Linked DNA regions of Homo sapiens: regions 1, 3 and 4 are each linked to region 2. The links are chromatin contacts, found by Hi-C or POLR2A ChIA-PET in ENCODE. All regions are on one chromosome and are shown on one strand. Each heading gives the region's core, a stretch centred on a gene start or an enhancer-like site at or near the end of the contact. The rest is flanking DNA. Distances are from core to core; before and after follow the strand shown.

Region 1 (2,766 bases), core at 246-2,745, 190 kb after region 2:
CCAACAAACACAATTCTCACTAGAGGAATGTAGTCTTTTTTTTTTTTTTTTTTTTTGAGACGTAGTCTTGCTCTGTTACCCAGGCTGGAGTGCAATAGCGTGATCTCGGCTCACTGCAGCCTCTGCCTCCCGGAGTCAAGCGATTCTCCTGCCTCAGCCTCCCAAGTTGCTGGGACTACAGATGCACACCACCACGCCCGGCTACTTTTTGTATTTGTTTAGTAGAGACGGGCTTTCATTATGTTGGGCAGGCTGATTTCGAACTCCTGACCCTATGATCCGCCCTCCTTGGCCTCCCAAAGTGTTGGGATTACAGGCATGAGCCACTGAGCCCAGCCGGAATGCAGTCATCTTTAAAACTTAAAAAGCCCGCCCTGAAATGCTAATGGGCAGCTATCCTTCTTTGTTCTCTCGTTTCTGTATTAATATTTCACCCTTTTCTGACAAGTGCACATGAATAAACAGCCTGTGTATTAATGATAAATTTGTATACACAGCATGGACCTATACACAAAATAACGCAGTGAAACCTTGGTGTCACAACCTCGGTTTCTATTCTTGTATACCTTTATAAACGCATTTTTACTGCAAAGAAACACCAGTAAGATAAATTAGTGCATGAAATGTGAGCAAGGATTTCAATAAAGAACTGACCAGTAACGTCAGAAGCGTTCGTTAAAAATTAGGACAGTGAACATTGAGATTTCAGGCATCGTATGTGTATTCCAGCACTTTACAGAAAAGGTGGGTGGCTCTGAAAAGAGCCTTTGGTTTCTGGGACTCGGGATCACTGACGGATTTGACTAGTAATCATTTCACTTGCCCTTGGCCTTATGGTGGCTCTCCGTCTTCTTAGGCAGCAATACGGCCTGGATGTTGGGCAGGACACCGCCCTGCGCGATGGTCACGCGACCTAGAAGCTTATTTAGCTCCTCGTCGTTGCGGATGGCTAGCTGCAGGTGGCGCGGGATGATGCGGGTCTTCTTATTGTCGCGAGCCGCGTTGCCAGCTAGCTCTAAGATCTCGGCCGTCAGATATTCCAGCACCGCTGCCAGGTACACTGGAGCGCCGGCCCCGACTCGTTCGGAGTAGTTGCCTTTGCGGAGGAGGCGGTGCACACGGCCAACTGGAAACTGAAGACCGGCCCTGGAAGAACGCGTTTTAGCTTTTGCCCGAGCTTTGCCGCCTTGCTTTCCACGTCCAGACATAGTGGCTTCCTAACAGCAGAAGAACTAACAATCCACTGAATAAAGAAAAAGAATGGGCTCGATGGAGGAATAAGAAGCTAGTTATAGTCATCGGTAGAATTGTGAAAGGCGCAATTTGATTGGTTAAAATTGTTCTTTGACGAGCCAACCAATTAGAAAGGAAATAAGGTGAAGGCTATTTTACATGTATGCGTCACTAACACATTGCCCAATCAGAGCTGGATATTTTGAATTCTTTATTTGCATGAAAGGCCTATAAAAGGAGAGACTCTAGACACGAGCTTTTATTTAAGTGCGTTCATTCTCACTGCTGTTATTGTTTTCTGACAGCATGCCTGAACCAGCTAAGTCAGCTCCTGCTCCGAAGAAGGGTTCCAAGAAGGCTGTGACCAAGGCGCAGAAGAAGGATGGCAAGAAGCGCAAGCGCAGTCGTAAGGAGAGCTACTCCGTGTATGTGTACAAGGTGCTAAAACAGGTTCACCCCGATACTGGCATCTCATCCAAGGCCATGGGCATCATGAATTCCTTCGTTAACGACATCTTCGAACGCATCGCAGGCGAGGCTTCCCGTCTGGCCCACTACAACAAGCGCTCGACCATTACCTCCAGGGAGATCCAGACCGCCGTGCGTCTGCTGCTTCCCGGAGAGCTGGCCAAGCACGCAGTGTCCGAAGGTACCAAGGCTGTCACCAAGTATACAAGCTCCAAGTAAATGTGTGCTTAGGTGCTTTAAAACTCAAAGGCTCTTTTCAGAGCCACTCAAGTCTCACATAAAGAGCTTTAATATTGAATTTCACCGTTTTCTAGGGAATAATTTTTCCGATTTTGTAATCCCAGCACTTTGGGAGGCCGAGGCGTGCGGATCGAGACCAGTTTGGCTAACGTGGTTAAATCTCGTTTCTACTAAAAATACAAATATTAGCCGGGCGTGGGGCAGTCGCGTGTCATCCCAGAGACTCGGGAGGCTGCCGCAGGAGAATCACTTAAACCCAGCAAGCAAAGGTTGCAGTGAAAAGACATGGCGCTTTTGCATTCTAGCCTGGGCGACAAAGGCGAGGCTTCGTCTCAAAAAAAATTGATCAGGAGATACTCCTGTTCTGTGTTGGCAAGATCCTGTAATCCTAGCACTTTGGGAGGTCGATGCATGAGGCTTTCTTCAGCTCAGGAGTTAACAGATTTGCCTGGGCAACATAGAACTCGTCTCTGCAAAAAAATGAAGCTAACCAGGTGTGACGGCTTGCGTCTGTACTATCATTTACTCGGTAGGCTGAGGTGGTAGGATAGCTTAAACTCTCGGGCTAGAGACTGCAGGAACATGTGAATACGCTAGTGCAATTCCAGCCTGGGCAACACTGGAAAGGGTAGGAAGAGTAGTCTTTGGGTCCCTAAAGATCACCTGATAACAAGTTTGACTTTTCTGAGCACTCTTGTGGAGTTTGTTGTGGAGGGAATACCATGGGCATTGGCAATGTAAAGTTGATCTAAAAAATCTCGTTTTCCGCCGTGCGCGGTGGCTCACGCCTCTAATCCCATCACTTTGGGAGGCCGAGACGGGCGG
Region 2 (2,865 bases), core at 366-2,865:
TAAAGGATATATTTTTTTTCCTGATTATAGTCAATATTGCAAATGAAAAAAAGCATAAAGGAATACAAGTTTAAGTAGTGGTTCATGCCTGTAATCCTTGCAATTTGGGAAGTTGAGATGGGAGGATCCCTGGAGCCCAGGAATTCAAGACCAGCCTGGTCAACATAATGAAACCCCATCTCTACAAATCAATCAATAAATAAAATAAAATATCTATAGTAGTAGTCATATACTTTGGTAGTGAAAAGGTAAATATTTCTGGAAGTATTTTGACCATATATATATAAAGGGCCTTAAAAAAAGTTATATGCTTTGCTAAGGAATGGCTATTAAAAGAAAAAAAAAAGGTGTGTGCTTTGACCCAAATGTTCCACTTGTAGGAATTAGTGTTGCAGAAAAAAGAAAATCAGGAACTAAGACAAAAATTTATGTTTTAGGCTGCTCAATACAGTAAAATCTACAATAGCCAAATGCAGAAAAGAGAAATAGTCCAAACTAGGGAAGTGTTTAAAAATAATTTTAAAGGCTGGGTGTGGTGGCTCACGCCTGTAATCCCAGCTCTTTGGGAGGCTGAGGTGGGCAGATCACCTGAGGTCAGGAGTTTGAGACCAGCCTAGACAATATGGCGAAACTCCGAATCTACTAAAAATACAAAAACTAGCTGGGTGTGGTGGCGTGCACCTGTAATCTCAGCTACCCAGGAGACTGAGGCAGGAGAATCACTGGAACCCAGGAAGCAGAGGCTGCAGTAAGCCGAGAACATGCCACTGCACTCCAGCCTGGGTGATAGAGCAAGACTGCATCTCAAAACAAACAAAAAAATTGTATATTCATACAATGAAATAGATTGTATCCATTGGATAGCATTCGTTAGGTTTGGGGGAAATGATGAATAAAAGGAAAAACACATACTGTTCCTAAAAGATTTTAAAACAAGGTTTAATGTATGGATCTAACATTGCTAAAATTATAAATAATTGCCCTTCATTAAAAACACGATTCCTAAAGGCTGCATGGAAATCTCTTTTATGATTGAACCATGCATTGTTTGTCTATCCCCCGCCTGTTGTATATGTATGCTGGTTCAGGTTTTTCTACATTTTTAATACTTCTGTAATGAACAAATTTACATATGAATCTATAAAGGACACCTCTTTTTAGAATCTCTTAGAATAGATGCCTTGAGTTGTCCAGAACAGATTTTAAAGATTGTTTGCCCTTTTCTGACTACAATACGTTCTTAAGAACATGCAATTAGACTATTTCTTCACCAAATCCCAAACTCTGCAGGTCTTTATTCTTTGCACTACTTCTCCCCTTTCCATGTGTCCACATGTGTGCGTGCGCACCCCCTCAGGCACACACCCCTTTCTCTGGGTGAGTACTCTCCCTGCATGCCCACTCACCACTCTCAGCGATTCAGCCCCTGTCCTCCCAGGCATTGTGAACCAGGCTCTAATCGACTTCCCCCACTCACCTCTTAGCATTCCCCTCTGAAAATCACAGCCCACAGAAGAAAGGCAGTTAATAGTTCTCCATTCTTTCTACTATGGTTAAATCTCCTTCTGGAAGAAAGGAAAAAGAAAGCAGAGACTGTCGGGTCATCGTGAGGAATAATAACAATCTCTCTTTGGAAGAATAAGTTTTTTGATTGGCTCAGAGGTGATGTTTCTCATCAGTTGCTGGGCAGAAACCACTGAGGAAGGCTGAAATGAAAACTGAAAGTACATTGAATTGTACACGTTGAAGAAAAATTCCTGCCCTACCTCCCTTACTGTTTATCTCTTTCATTCTTGTGTGTATATACGTATTTCTATATAGTCACTTGTCTTAAGTCTTTTATCATAATAGAAATATCAGCAGAACACAATGGGAAAAGATTTTAATGTGGTGAAGAGAGAAAGATGAGCACTAATTAAAATGCTACTGTGGCAGTTTGCTAACATTTGCTTGCATGAATATGGGTACATGGAGGAGGAGGAGATTTTACTACAGAGTCAAATAAACGTATGAATGGAAAGAAAACCAGACACAATGCACTTTTTTTTTGAAACGGAGTTTCACTCTGTCACCCAGGTTGGAGTGCAGTTGCAGGATCTTGGCTCACTGCAACCTTCGCCTCCCAGGTTCAAGTGATTTTCCTGCCTCAGCTCCTGAATAACTGGGATTACAGGTGCTCGCCCCATGCCCGGCTACTTTTTGTATTTTTAGTAGAGACAGGGTTTTGCCATATTGGCCAGGCTGGTCTCAAACTCCTGAGCTCAAGTGATCCTCCCTCCTCAGATCCCAAAGTGCTAGGATTACAGGCTTAAGCCACTGCACCCGGCCCACAATGCACATTTTTAAGCACCTCCAGCATCCAGGCTTAGGATCTGTTATCAAAAAATGTAATTTTTCTGGCTTCCAGAGGCAGTGCTGCTTGACACGTTTTACCTTTTTCAGCAAATTTTTAGTGCAGGTGTTTCTGAGCATCTCCATTCACCCTCAGCTCCTGTTCTGTGCTACACTGTATTTTCCTGTGTATTTGTTTCTCCTGCTGCCAGTGGAGTACATATTCTCTGAGGCCAGACTCTAGATAAACTGTGAATGCTGTCTCTGTAAGATGTCTATAAAACAAATTGGTTCTTCCTGTGGCCTAGGACCTCAAAACAGACTTTCTGGGATTGCAAGTCAATGATCGAAGTTCCTAAGGCTAAGATGTGACTGGGGCTGATGCAATTTAATTATATTGTAAATGTTTGAATTTAGACTGTGTAGTATCTGATTGAGATGGCTGGTCCCTTCTGCATCATGCATTCCCCCTTTCTTCTTGGTGATAAGGCCTAATTTTCTTAGGTACTACAACGTTCTTTTCCATCTGGTAGA
Region 3 (2,757 bases), core at 28-2,527, 170 kb after region 2:
GCAAACTAACAGATAAAGAATACTGAAGTTACTCATGTTTGCTTTGAAATGTTTGTTCAGCTCCTTAGGTGGACATATTCAACCAATTAATTTAGGGTGTGACAGCTTAGTTCATATTTTGTGTGTAAAAAGCCAAGTAGAATGATGAAAATTTACAGTGATTTAAATCAGATATTTTTCTTTCTAACCCTTGATGCCCACACTTGCAATGTTGAAAATTTGTATTTTATTTTTTTAAAGTGACTTTTACCAGTTATTCAAACAGGTTGTACAGAGAAAGAGGAAGGGAAATTTGTATTATAAATATGATTTTAAAATATAAAAAATGTACAAAATTCTATGATGAATATTAGCAAAAAAATAGTGTATTTCATTAAATTATTTATAAAGTGATGGGACACAAACATGTACACAAGCTCTCAATGCTCACAGTTGCCAAAATGATGTTGGCCTGCCATTCTATTATTTGTTGGTTCAGTTTTCTTTTTTGGGGATGTGGTAGTTGATCTTTAATGCCCATTCTAGATCGGAAAAATCCATGATCCTAACTTTTAAGAGAAGGTTGGTAACTCTACTTAGGACTTTTTTTTCTGTAAGAGGAATAATGTAGCCTCACCCTTATCTTTCTGGAAATGTTTAAACCACTGAAATATGGAGATCAAATCCAGCTTACACACTGGTAACTCAAATACTATTTTTTTTTTTAAACTATCTTTTCTAAACTAATCACCCCTCTTGTACATAGAACTTTCTACCTCAGTGCCAATTCCTAGAGGTTGATGCAAACAGCTCGCCAGAGAGCCTGTGCTATTGTTCCTGCGAAAAAACCCAATTTCCCTGCACATTTGGATAAAAATGAGTTTATCTATATAAAGTTGAGACGGTAAGAATTCACAGAACAATGCCCTGGAAGAGAGATTTGCAAATGAAAGAGGGAGAAATAGTATTTTTAAGGAAAACATGAAAGTTGTCTCGATTTGACCGAAGTTTGAAAGAGAGTTGGGGGAATAAGAAAAGTTTCAAGATGCCGGTTTTAAAACTATGCATAGAAACAAAGGCAGGAATGAAGCCCGAACTCTCTCGGATCAGTTTCCCCCAAGTCTCTAATTATTTCATGCCCAGATTTCTTATATTTTTACTCTTTTTTAAGGGGCAACAAACACAGCAGCGCGGTAGATACGAGGAGTCCTTTTCCAGCAGCGCCGCGCATGGAGCAAGGAACCAATCATCACTCAGCGTCTCTCTATATAAACCCTCAGCCTCCCTCGTAGAGGACATGCTGTTCTGACAGTTTGAGATTACTTATTGTCTTTTCTGGGAAGACAAAAACATGTCGGAGACTGCTCCACTTGCTCCTACCATTCCTGCACCCGCAGAAAAAACACCTGTGAAGAAAAAGGCGAAGAAGGCAGGCGCAACTGCTGGGAAACGCAAAGCATCCGGACCCCCAGTATCTGAGCTTATCACCAAGGCAGTGGCAGCTTCTAAGGAGCGCAGCGGCGTTTCTCTGGCCGCGCTTAAGAAAGCGCTTGCGGCTGCTGGCTACGATGTAGAAAAAAACAACAGCCGTATCAAGCTTGGCCTCAAGAGCTTGGTGAGCAAAGGTACTCTGGTGCAGACCAAAGGTACCGGTGCTTCTGGCTCCTTCAAACTCAACAAGAAAGCGGCTTCCGGGGAAGGCAAACCCAAGGCCAAAAAGGCTGGCGCAGCCAAGCCTAGGAAGCCTGCTGGGGCAGCCAAGAAGCCCAAGAAGGTGGCTGGCGCCGCTACCCCGAAGAAAAGCATCAAAAAGACTCCTAAGAAGGTAAAGAAGCCAGCAACCGCTGCTGGGACCAAGAAAGTGGCCAAGAGTGCGAAAAAGGTGAAAACACCTCAGCCAAAAAAAGCTGCCAAGAGTCCAGCTAAGGCCAAAGCCCCTAAGCCCAAGGCGGCCAAGCCTAAGTCGGGGAAGCCGAAGGTTACAAAGGCAAAGAAGGCAGCTCCGAAGAAAAAGTGAAACTGGCGGGACGTTCCCCTTTGAAAATTTTAAACGGCTCTTTTCAGAGCCACCCACAGGTCTCAGTCAAAAGAGCTGAAGCTTTTTGGAGGGGGGAGTGGGGTGGAGAGGGGTGCGGGTGCTGCGGTGTTGTGCGGCCACGGTCTATCCTAGTCGTGCTGGTTGGGGGTCAGTTATTAACAGCTCCCAGCAGCCTGGGCGCAAGGATCCTTCCGTCTCAGTCTCAGCCACAGTCACCGGATAGCTAAGGCTACTTGAGCCACCAGGTCCTACTTTTTCTTCAAATTCCCGCGGTGGTGTGTGATTGGCCGGCCGATTTCTGTTAAAGCGCGGCGCTTAAAAGTGGCCCTGAAAAAATTTTATTTCTGACACAGGGATGTGGTGTAAATGCTTTAGTTTACTTTAGCGTTGAGGTGACTTCCTGAGCACATCCCGTCCTGGTTGTGAGCAGTACGTGGCATGCCCAAGGTGCTTCCGGCCCACGATCTTGTGCAGCTGGTCGTTGAGAATGGCCAACTGCTGGTGGTGCCCGGTGTCTGTCTTTTCGCAGGCCTTTGATAAGCCTTAGCTTTGGGATATCGGCCCTCAGGTACTGTATTTGTAAATAGTGTGGGGGCTGCACTGCGTGACGAGGTGGCTCTCCTGTAATCCCAGCATTTTGGGAGGCCGAGGCGGGGGCATCACGAGGTCAGGAGTTCGAGGCCAGCCTGAAGAACATGGTGAAGCCCCATCTCTGCTAAAAAAAAATACAAAAATTAGTC
Region 4 (2,857 bases), core at 100-2,599, 230 kb after region 2:
TAGGGTTTATTCTAAGAATAGAAGGAAGTTTAGTATTCTAAATCTGCCAGTTTAAGAAATTAATAAAGGAAGGCCCAGAGCAGTGGCTCACGCCTGTATTCCTAGCACTTTAGGAGGCTGAGGCAGGTGGATCACTTAATGTCAGGAGTTCAAGGCCAGCCTGGCCAATGGCGGCCTATCTTCTTCTGATAATACAAAACTTAGCCAGATGTGGTGGCACGCACCTGTAGTCCCTGTTACTTGGGAAAGTGAGGCAGAAGAATCGCTTGAACCTGGGAGGTAGAGGTTGTAATGAGCTTAGATCAGGGCACTGCACTCCAGCCTGGGAGACAGAGTGAGATTCCATCTCAAAATAAAAACTAAAATAATAAAAAATAAAATAAAATAAAATAAAATAAATAAAATAAAAAAGAGATTAATAAAGAAAAAACATGATCATCTCCAAAGATACTGCGAAAGCATTTAACAAAATATAACACTCTTTAATCATAAACACTTAACAGACTACAATGAGAAGAGAACTTCATAAGGAGGAGCTACAGCGAGTATAACACTTAATGGTGCCGTTTTGGAAGGATTCCCATAGAGGCGGAAGGAAGACAAGTGTGGTGAGAAAGTACTCCTATTCAACACGGCATCACAGGGTTTGGCCAATACCATGAGATAGGAACAGGCAGTCAGAAGAGCAAGGATTCAATAGGAAAAGATGATTATCTTTGAAAATAACATAATTGTCAAGGTAAAAGTTCACAAGAATCTATAAACAATTAGATCAAATAAGAATTGGAATTAGTGGGCATAGGCCAGGCGTTGTGGCTCACGCCTGTAATCCCAGCACTTTGGGAGGCCGAGGCGGGCGGATCACGAGGTCAGGAGATCGAGACCATCCTGGCTAACACGGTGAAACCCCGTCTCTACTAAAAAATACAAAAAAACTTAGTCGGGCGTGGTGACTGTAGTCCCAGCTACTCGGGAAGCTGAGGCAGGAGAATGGCGTGAACCCGGGAGGCAGAGCTTGCAGTGAGCCGAGACTGCGCCACTGTACTCCAGCCTGGGGGACAGAGCGAGACTCCGTTTCAAAAAAAAAAAAAAAAAAATTAAAGTCATATGAAGATTAATATGTAACATCTTCTTCGACTTAAATGTTCATTTTTTTCCTTCTGACTTTAGAAGAAATTAAAATATTTTCATGAGCCTCCAAAAGAACTGCGGACCCTAGACACCGTGCCTGCTGTTTAATGGAGTACGGCACTGCGTGTACCGGAAGATGATTTTTTTAAAAAAAAACTCAATTAGGAAATAATTATTCGCACACATTCATATACATACATACATACACTGAATCCTCACACGAAGAGCCCTACAGGCGTGAGAACAGTAAGGGAGATGCAAGAAAGGTCTCCTTGGAGTTGGGAGGCGTATTTACAGCTACTAGAGAAGGGGGAAGTGCCAGCTCCCCGAGAAGAAAGCAGGAGGATGCTGAGAGACTAAAGCTGAAATTTTCTGCCTGCTTCCTCACTCTTTTCGTTGGTTTCAGCCGTCTGAAAAACCCTTGTGAGAGGAGCAAAAAGGTCAAGGGAAGATTGTTGCCTTGCTCTCAGTCTTCAAAATTTTCGATCCTCCGTTTTTTTTGTTTTGAGACGCAGTCTCGCTCTGTCGCCTAGGCTGGAGTGCAGCGGCGCGATCTCGGTCACTGCAACCTCCGCCTCCCTGGTTCTAGCGATTCTTCTGCCTCAGCCTCCTGAGTAGCTGGGACTACAGGCGCGTGCCACCACACCCGGCTAATTTTTTTGTACTTTTGATAGGGACGGGGTCTCACGGTGTTAGCCAGGATGGTCTCTATCTCCTGAACTCGTGATCCGCCCGCCTCGGCCTCCCAAAGTGCTGGGATTACAGGCGTGAGCCACCGCGCCCGGCCGGTCCTCTGTTTTTAAACTGTAAAGGACTCCAGCGGATTGTTCGAAGTCTCCGATATCCCGCGATCTGGTGGCCGCAGAAGAAAGAGGCCGAGTCGGCGGGGACTGGGAACCACCAGTTAGCGGCCTACGGGCAACCTCCCGGACGCGCGCGCCGGGCCGACGTTAAACGTACGTGACGCCCTATGCGGGAGCCGGATGGGCGTAACGGGGCGGCGGCGTAACGTGTGGCTCTGTGGTTAGGGCACGGAGGGGCGTGGCCGGACGGCCCTATGAGGGGGCCGGCGTTTTTGGCGAGGGTTGATGGGATGACCCTATGAGGGAGCCTGCGTGGAGGGGCACGACCGGCCCCAAGACTCCTTTTCATGGCCGCATAGCCGCACCGGGAGTAGGATGACCGCTGTTATTTTTCAGGACCTCTCATCTTCGGTTTGAAATTCTTTGCTTTTTTCCGGCTTTGTGTGGCTATTTAGTATTAGCATTTTAGGGCAGTTTCATTTCCTTTAAAGTAAAACTCTCCAAAGTGGTCTCCGGACCAGCAGCATCAGCATCACCTGCATAATTTAGAAGTACAAATTATCAGGTCCTACCTCAGATCTAATGCATCAGAAAAGTTTTGTGACTGCTTCAAAACATTGTTTCCCTTAATTCAGATGCTGGAGGAGACCTTTCAAATGGCAGCTTAGCATAAGCTAACCAGTTTTTAACTTCAGGTTCATTACCAAAGCCACATCAGTGCTTAGGCCTTATCCACTCAGACCTCCTTGATGCTGGAAAGTAAAGTGAAAATAGGTAGATAGATGTCTAGAAAGGGGAGGTCTTAGAAGAAAGGTTTGGATCAACAATGAAGGCAGAATTTACAATTCTCCGCAGATTTTATTAATTATAACTTTTTTTTTCAGACGTCCTGCCATCTTCTCATTCAGACTTTTCTTAGCAAA

What was found. Hi-C counts contacts between places; a loop is a spot of excess contacts on that map. ChIA-PET counts read pairs that join two places held with the same protein, here RNA polymerase II (POLR2A). Pooled maps may share reads with other maps.
Region 1: a pooled map shows a loop between it and region 2 (2.9-fold over the local background). The contact joins the promoter of H2BC8 here to the promoter of BTN3A1 in region 2. A Hi-C loop is called at or near these places in 3 of 50 pooled maps. POLR2A ChIA-PET finds 5 or more read pairs at or near these places in 2 of 52 experiments (K562 and PC-9).
Region 3: a loop to region 2 is called in a pooled map, with 2.6 times the contacts of the local background. The contact joins the promoter of H1-3 here to the promoter of BTN3A1 in region 2. A Hi-C loop is called at or near these places in 1 of 50 pooled maps. POLR2A ChIA-PET finds 5 or more read pairs at or near these places in 2 of 52 experiments (PC-3 and PC-9).
Region 4: a loop to region 2 is called in a pooled map, with 4 times the contacts of the local background. The contact joins the promoter of H2BC6-AS1 here to the promoter of BTN3A1 in region 2. A Hi-C loop is called at or near these places in 1 of 168 maps with a recorded cell type or tissue (mammary epithelial cell), 1 of 37 single-sample maps with no recorded cell type and 6 of 50 pooled maps. POLR2A ChIA-PET finds 5 or more read pairs at or near these places in 2 of 52 experiments (CD8-positive, alpha-beta memory T cell and activated B cell).

The regions. Positions count from the first base shown.
Region 1 is chr6:26,215,417-26,218,182 of GRCh38, reverse strand. H2BC8 (H2B clustered histone 8) reads left to right here and starts at 1,495. Exons shown (of 1, transcript NM_003518.4): 1 at 1,495-1,983. The coding sequence starts at 1,540. The coding sequence ends at 1,920. It overlaps H2AC8 (H2A clustered histone 8), which reads right to left and starts at 1,262. Exons shown (of 1, transcript NM_021052.4): 1 at 746-1,262. The coding sequence starts at 1,208. The coding sequence ends at 816. RefSeq lists enhancers at 442-551, 467-1,118, 832-1,251, 1,119-1,770, 1,682-2,031 and 2 more.
Region 2 is chr6:26,401,025-26,403,889 of GRCh38, reverse strand. It overlaps BTN3A1 (butyrophilin subfamily 3 member A1), which reads right to left and starts at 1,615. Exons shown (of 10, transcript NM_007048.6): 1 at 1,478-1,615. RefSeq lists an enhancer at 1,648-1,707.
Region 3 is chr6:26,233,507-26,236,263 of GRCh38, reverse strand. It overlaps H1-3 (H1.3 linker histone, cluster member), which reads left to right and starts at 1,277. Exons shown (of 1, transcript NM_005320.3): 1 at 1,277-2,052. The coding sequence starts at 1,331. The coding sequence ends at 1,996. RefSeq lists enhancers at 764-1,751, 1,665-2,074.
Region 4 is chr6:26,171,265-26,174,121 of GRCh38, reverse strand. It overlaps H2BC6-AS1 (H2BC6 antisense RNA 1), which reads left to right and starts at 1,349. Exons shown (of 3, transcript NR_186648.1): 1 at 1,349-2,087. It also overlaps a transcript of H2BC5 not described here. RefSeq lists an enhancer at 1,383-2,275.